Linked DNA regions of Homo sapiens: regions 2 and 3 are each linked to region 1. A link is an interaction called in ENCODE POLR2A ChIA-PET data of the cell type or tissue named here. Cell type or tissue: MCF 10A. All regions are shown on one strand.

What was found. ChIA-PET counts read pairs that join two places held together with the same protein. Peaks named below come from ENCODE experiments on the same cell type or tissue, not always from the same donor. Only the 100,000 strongest peaks of a DNase experiment are listed, where the experiment ranks them.
Region 2: POLR2A ChIA-PET joins it to region 1 with 5 read pairs; 2 of 35 experiments call an interaction of 5 or more read pairs at or near these places.
Region 3: POLR2A ChIA-PET joins it to region 1 with 8 read pairs; 2 of 35 experiments call an interaction of 5 or more read pairs at or near these places.

Annotation. Positions count from the first base shown.
Region 1 is chr6:54,846,806-54,849,305 of GRCh38, forward strand. FAM83B (family with sequence similarity 83 member B) reads left to right here. Exons shown (of 5, transcript NM_001010872.3): 1 at 1-21. Among named protein-coding and RNA genes, the nearest start is that of FAM83B, 1.3 kb to the left of the region's middle. In MCF 10A, no CTCF peak of the experiment used is centred here; DNase peaks (open chromatin) are centred at 1,186 and 1,576.
Region 2 is chr6:54,908,044-54,910,543 of GRCh38, forward strand. The region is part of intron 2 of FAM83B (family with sequence similarity 83 member B); the gene reads left to right. Among named protein-coding and RNA genes, the nearest start is that of FAM83B, 63 kb to the left of the region's middle. In MCF 10A, no CTCF peak of the experiment used is centred here; no DNase peak of the experiment used is centred here.
Region 3 is chr6:54,899,982-54,902,481 of GRCh38, forward strand. The region is part of intron 2 of FAM83B (family with sequence similarity 83 member B); the gene reads left to right. Among named protein-coding and RNA genes, the nearest start is that of FAM83B, 54 kb to the left of the region's middle. In MCF 10A, no CTCF peak of the experiment used is centred here; no DNase peak of the experiment used is centred here.

The DNA.
Region 1 (2,500 bases):
GTTGCGCGCGGCTTGGGGCAAGTAAGTGGGGTTTGGGCTCCCTTGCCCCGGACCTCGGCGGACGGGACCCCAGCGGGTGCAGGGTTGAGGTGCTTGGGGTACTGGGGGGGCCCGGGGCTTCACCCGCCCCTGGCCGGCGCGGCGGACGGGAGGGATAGGGGACTCTCCCTTGGGAGCGCAGGCGGGATTGGAAATTCCACAGGGTGTAAAGCTCAGTTGCTTCAGTCTTTTCTACGTTTCTTTCATTGTCGTGGGGGTTCGAGTGAGTTGAGAAGTTTGAAAAGTTGTCTCGGGCGGAGTCGGTTTGGGTCCCCAGAGGACTGGCGCCGCCCCTCGTGGAGGCTGCATTTGTTTCCTCTTTTCCAGTGTAGGAGTGCGCCGAGGACCCCGGGAGGGGAAGCGGGAGGAGAGACCGCTGGGAAAAGTCTCGTGGGAGGAAGTCCAGGGTGGAAGCAGAGGGCATGGGGGTGGGGGGTTCCGGGAAAAGGTGGGAGAGCTTAGGTCGCTGAGGGGCGTGGGTGTTCTTTAGATCCTGAGTGGGGAGCAGAACTTGAAAAGACAGTTTTTTCACACAACCTCTTAATTGTACAGGATCCCGTTTCTGAGTGCAGACTGGTAGCGACCTGTGTTTTTCATACTTGGGTCGGCCTGAGTCTGGGTCTGTGTGCCCTAGCAGCTCTCCAGGAGAGCCTGTACCTACCAAAGTTTGAGAACCACTGCTCTAGATCCTGGTGAGTGATCTAGAAGAGGAGAGTAGGCCTAGAGCAGATTGCTCCTGGAACGGGACTTGGAGACTTTTGGCCTATTCTGTGTGATATGTGGGGAGACTTACCTGTGTAAGGTTAATGGACAGGCAGAGAATGCCTGTGTTCATTGCAGGAGTCATAGGTATGTAAAGAGACAACAGCGCTTTCTTTATAGGAGGAGGCTGGGAGGTTATGGAAACACAGGTTAGCATGTTGTCTATGCTCGGAGCGGTGAAGTTATAGGGTCTCTCTGACCTAGAAGTGGAAATGAGAGCTCAGGCGGCCAGAACACTTAAGAAGAAGGTGTGCGGGTGGCAAGCAATTGAGGCTAGAATTTAATGCTCAACAGCTTATGTCCAAATTCCCAGTTACAAACATCTTGCTAGGTTACTGGCAGGCACCTCCCTTCTTTCCCTTTCTCATCCTAACAAGTGCAAGAGCCCCGAGGAAATCCATGACTGAGGCTGAATCATTGCTGACAAGCAACAGGAAGGGAGAGAGTGATGAAAGAGACTTAGAAGAGAAAACTGGGGTTTTTTGTTTTTTATTGGAGTGGGGGTGGGGGTGGCGGTGGGAGGCTCAAAATGATTGGAGAATGAGAATAATGTGAAACAGAATGATGGAAGGTTGGGAGTGCAGGTCTTTGTTGCGTTTGTTTCTCTCTGTCTTCCTATAGTTCCCAGAAAAGTAGAAGTCCCCACACCTTCCAATTGCAAATTCCACCCCCTTGCCTTTGGGGCTCAGGCACACGTGGGGTATACACCTATTTAGGGTGCTGGCTACACCCTCTAGAGCCTGCCTAAGGGGCTGGGTGGATCCTGCCTTTAAAGCTGGCAGGCTTTAGACCGCAGATGCTGAGAATTTATTGTGGGAAGCATTACCAGTTGAACAGTTGCTGAAAGAGATTGTATAGATGGAGACAAACCACACCTCTGGTGCTGACTCAGTGATGTCTTTTACGTTTATGCCCTTGAGTTTATGACGCTAACTGGCTAAACTTTTTTGGGATGAAGTAATTAATTTTATTAATCTTTCTATTTTATTTCCTCTACCGTCCACCGTTCTTTATAGGTTAAGGTGGAGGTTCATTCACTGAGTATTTTCTTGACCATGACTCACCTTGCAGCAACTAACCTACTTGTTTCCCATTTAATTACATTATACAATACTGAGTTGCCAAAATGTAATGTTATTATACTTTTAAGTGTCCAGAATCTTGGGGTGAAACTGTTATCCCATCAAAGCGGGACTCTTCTAATACATAAATCTGGTTGGAGGAGACCTTTTGAAAAGAGGCCACTTAGCTTAATTTAATGAATTATTGGTAAAATTTCAAGTTGTCCTTGTTTATCTAGTTAGGTAAGTTTGCACGTCTGTCCCTTTATAAGTTGCAAAATGTGAATGTCCCATGGATGTTTCACAATTCACCTTTTTAAACACAATGTTTTGTTCATTTTGAAATGTGCTTTTGTTCCTTTAATTTCTGATCTGGAGATGGAATGTATTTTAGAATTTTGTTGTTGAATTTATCATCTGAACATCAGAATACATCCGCTCCCCCATGGAAACAGAGTTCTAAATGATGGTTATTCACAGCCCAGCTTTAAGGATGCCGTAGATAAAAAGTTGTACAAATAGCACTTAAACTCCATCAAGAATCAAAGCCAACAACATTTCTCTGAGAAAATGTGTTAGAGCCTTCAGTGGGAGCTTCCTTCCCACTGAGGTGTGCCAATGGGCATGGGCACTGTCTA
Region 2 (2,500 bases), 61 kb after region 1:
GGGCTTGATACTTTCAAAATAACAGGGCAGCTGTTGCTGTCTAATTTGTTGACCAAATGGAGATTTCTGCCTTCTTGGGATTTCATGGAAAAAAAAAAAAAAAAAAGTCTAGCAATTACTGTCAGAGTGGGTGCTGCGTAAAGGATAGCTATTCTACTGATAGAAGTTGTATTTAGTGATTTCGTTCACTCTCAAACTCCTTATTCCCTTATGTTTTTTCTTTCCTCTATTTTTTTATTAGAAACTAAGCAATTTCTTCCATGAGCTATTGTATTTTCACTGTTGAGATTCTAACTTTTAATAGATAGGGTTCTTTCATTTTTGAGAGTTATTCCTAAAGTATCATTCTACTACCAAAGAAAAGAGCTCCTTCAAACACTCTGAAATCTGTCATATAAATATTGTATGCATTTAGCATAGATGAACATTTTCTGATATCTGGTTTATTCTGATTAGTTAATTTCTAATTTCTAAATTAAAAATTTAAAAATTATATTTTATAATTTCTCATCCATAATGGGTTTAGGTGCTTTTATAATTGAAGTTCTCGGACTTAAGATTCTGTCCTAGACTTGCTTCAGCTATAGCTCATCATAGAGACAATGTACAATTCAATACCAGCCTCACCCAAATGGCAGTAACATGGAAATTGCCAGAAGTTTGAGGCAGGATTCCAGAACATGGGGTACAGGTGTACTTCAAGAATGGAACTTTGAATCACACTGTTCCTTGACCCTTCTTATTAATGGAGCATTAGCCATATATCTGTGATCAATTTGGATTCTATGTTCTGGAACCCCTCAGGTATACCCATTTGTCCTTGATTTTGGTAGGGGGCTGGAGTCATATAGTATAATAGTAGAGTACTGATCTAGAAGAAAACTAGTTCTAGTCATAACTTCATCACTTACTGTGTGATCTTAAATAAATATTAGTTTCTATGATATTTAACCTTTTATTGCTGATGTCTTTGGCGTGTGTCTGTATTAGTGGAAATAATACTACTTGTCTAACACAACTCATAGAGCTGTTTTGAGAAATTTGATTTTTACAATACCTTCCACAATGCAAGTGTTATTATTCCAAATTTACTAAGATTCATGTTTTTTACATTTATTACTTGTAGCATTTAGAATGTATTTCAGGTTATACTTCATTTGAATATATGGCGGGTGACCTTTAGGAGTCTTCTAGCTGTTTTATACAGGTGTTCATGCATAAAATATTACCTAGAACCAGAAGACCAGCAAGCAAAGTAATAACAGTCCATATATTCCAATCCAACTCCCTCTTGGAATGCTGTAGATTCCAGATGAAAACTATTAGTTTGGTGCAAAAGTAATTGCGGTTCTTGCCATTACTTTCAGTGGTGAAACCGCAATTACTTCTGCACCAACCTAATACCATGAGAGATTTCTGAGGCATTGCTTCATTTAGAAAATTATTACAATTTTCAGGAATTCAAAAGAAAAAAGATGAAATATTCATTAAATATATTTATTTGCATGTTTAGTATTTGAAAATAACTGTACCTGATGCTTTGGAGAAATAACAGTGAATAATAAGTTTTATTGAGTTATATTAGTTAATTGGATGGGATACAGCAATGACTTAGGTCCACACCTACCCTCAAGTAACTTATTGCCCCCAAGAAAGTAATAAGTAAGCAACAAGGCTGAATAAAATAAACACTCCACTAAAAGTATACCTAAACTGTAGAGGAGCATAAATTAGGATGCAGTTAATTTAGGCTCGGAGAATTGGCAAAGGCTTTATGAAGAGGACTGCAGAAGCCTGTGCCTTTAAAGATGAGTTGAATTTTCTTAGAGAAAAGAAAAGACGGGGATTTTGGATGGAAGGAACGACATGAGCATGATATTGGGAAAGTACATGGCCATCAGAGCAGCACACATGGAAGATTCAGTAAGATGTGAAACTAAGAAGAAAAGTTAACTTTTGGTAGACACTGAATATCATTGTAAAGAATTTATATATGATTCCATAAATTATTTTTAAATAGTTTATCTGAAAGAAAGATAGATTGGAAATTGGAAGCCAGGAGCTTTCTTCTGAGACCCAGACCATGAAAACCAGCTCACAATGAGTTTCCACCTAGCTGTTTCATAGATGGCTGGAACTCAGCGACCCAAAGCCAGATGGATTCTATCCAACAATCAATATACAGATGTCTGTAATTGACAACACCAATCACTTAGCCAACAAGAAACCTGGAAATACATTCTCCTCATGTACCCAACCATCCAATTGACTGTCAGGTTTTATATTTGCCACCTAGTTTCTAAATATCTCTGAAATCCGAATTCATTGTTCTACATCCTTTAGCGTGCTATTTTCTGTTCCCGCCTCTACCGGATCTATTTTCCATGCTTCTCTGCCCTTTCGTTTTCCGAGGCTAATGCCATGGACTGCATTGGCTGGGCTTCCTTGCTGCCTGCCTTTCTGGTGGTCACCAGGTTGCCTAGTAGGAAGTGCCAGCAGG
Region 3 (2,500 bases), 53 kb after region 1:
CTGATATATGAAACAAGTTAGTAATTTATCCTATGATAATATAGTTTAGTGATGATTACAAAACACAGTATCACATTTCAAAGCTAAGTTTTTGTCAAAATTAACATTTGTTATGCAAAATATCATGTACATGAAGTTTTTGTTGTACATTCATTTCTGTAGCACATATAACCTTAATGGTGGGGCTTTCCAATATTTGGTATTTTCATATAAATGCAAGGCACAACATGAAAGCAAGAACAAAGAACCAATCTATTTTTAGATCATTGTCTTTCAGTGGGTTGGAGTGATGAGAAAAGAGGGAGGCCCTATCCTACCCCATGCTGGCATATCAGGATCTCTGGGGGAACTTTTCAAACTGCTCATTTTCTTTGGCCCCAGTAGGAAGCACCAGGTGTAATGTGAGCTTTTGCCTGACAGGAGTGTACTATTCTTGAAGAATATTGAAGCAGAAAAAATGAGAGTACTGTTGGAGGAAGAAGTTAATAGCTGATCTGATTTCTGTTTCATAGTTCAAAAATATAAAAAATAAAATAACTCATTTTAAAATATTCAAAATGAAGCATTTATTTTAAAGTTATTTGTTGCCATAGATTCTGTCTTTGCTCGTAATCAAGTAAGTGTTGTTGACAGGGGTAAAATAAGGGAGAACAGATGTAGAAATAAGTATGTGTCAGTGACAATATACACATATATGTAACACATATGCACAGGAAATCCAGTGCTTGACCTAGGAGGGCTGAATTGACTCTATAGCTTGCAGCTAAATGATGGTATGCCTCAAATAAGTTCCTTTAACAAGAAAGTGAGAAATGCCAAAACTGATGAGTGTGATAGACCACCCCCTTCTACTTAGTAAGAAAGGCTGGGAAATGTGGGCATAGAACCACAAGCACTGTATCCACATGTGTATCCAATAAATAACAGCAGGCACGCGTGGGCTCAACATTCAAACAACTCTAATTGTGTATTCAGACATTAAAGAGTAATCATAGGTCAAAATTTAAAATTGCCTATTAGAACATGATTGCTCTTTGACACTATAAAAATGTTGTGTTACTGACAACAAAAGCTATTATCCATGTGTGGAAAGAACTGGGAATCTGTTTATTTATCTAGCCAAGCCAGGATTCTTGAACAGACTAAAACAAGAAAGCCTGAAGGTTACAGATGACAAATAACTCAGAACACAATTTATATTGATCCTTCTTTTCAGGCTGTTATCCTTGACAACTGTTGTACTCCTCTTAATACATCTACCATGTGTTCTTAGACTGTAAACTCCAGTGGGACAGGGGAATTTGGTAAACACCTGGATCAATATAGAATATCAGTAAGTAAAATTGTTTCAGGTTTACAAAGTTTCTCACGATTTAAAAAAACAACAACACTGTATCTTATTATCCTCTTGAGCAAATGTGATAAAAGCCTGTTACAAGATAGTTTTATTTCTGAAAGCCATTATGTTAAAGAATTTTCTGTCATGAGATAATATATAACACATCACATATTCCCTGAAAGAAGCTTTTAAAATGTGGAGATGCAGCATTGCTATGATATAAAAAGTTAATAACTTATAGAGGTTCTTATTAAAAATTTCATTGTTTCCCTTATTTGATTCTTTAATGTTGAAACATAACATTATAAAAGAAACAACATAAAGAAAATAAACAATATTTGCTGGTTGAAGTTATGCGGTCAAGGTACTAAGCTCTTTCTTGCAATGACCTGGAGGAAAATTTAGTATTTTACATTCAGATAATTTTTTAAACCAGATTTATAGAGAAGCAATTTAAGGTAATTAAGCACTTTAACTCTGACAGGTTGATGTTATTTAGTGACAGGTGTGTCATTTTTATGACAAACAGCTAATTTGAAGACTATATTTCCTTCCTGTAAGCCCTATTTTTCCTCCTTTTCAAGCCTTTACAGGTCAGCTGTCTTCCCATCCGTGGTCCCTCTTACTTAGGAATCATGACTTTATTTGTATTCATAATATGCAAATTTGCTGCTATTTGCCTGAAACACTTTCAACACAGTTATTTTCTATTTCATTTAACTCATAATGAAGGGATTGGTGTATTGGGTCAACCATTATTTCCTATATCTCAATGTTTTCTTTCTCACATTGACACCAAGCTGTATTTTTAAAGATAGCAGAGCAATTGTCCTCCATGATCTGACTCCAAAAAGTAAAGCTTTGTCCCGAGATGCCCTCAAGTTCCATTTCAGAGGTGTTTGCAAATTTATAAATTATGGATTTATTTTTACTCATTCTGGATTATATTTCTCAAGCTCCTGGCCTCAAGCAATCCTCCCTCCTCAGCCTCCCGAGTAGCTGGGATTTCAGCCATGGGCTACAGTGCCCAGCTCTCATTCTGGATCATATTTCTATTGTCTTGACTCTGCCAACTTCTACAGGTAGAGATTCCTTAGGTCCAATATCTACTATATCGAATTTCTTCTTTTCTGGGGTTATGTTATTAGGAATTGTGCAGGT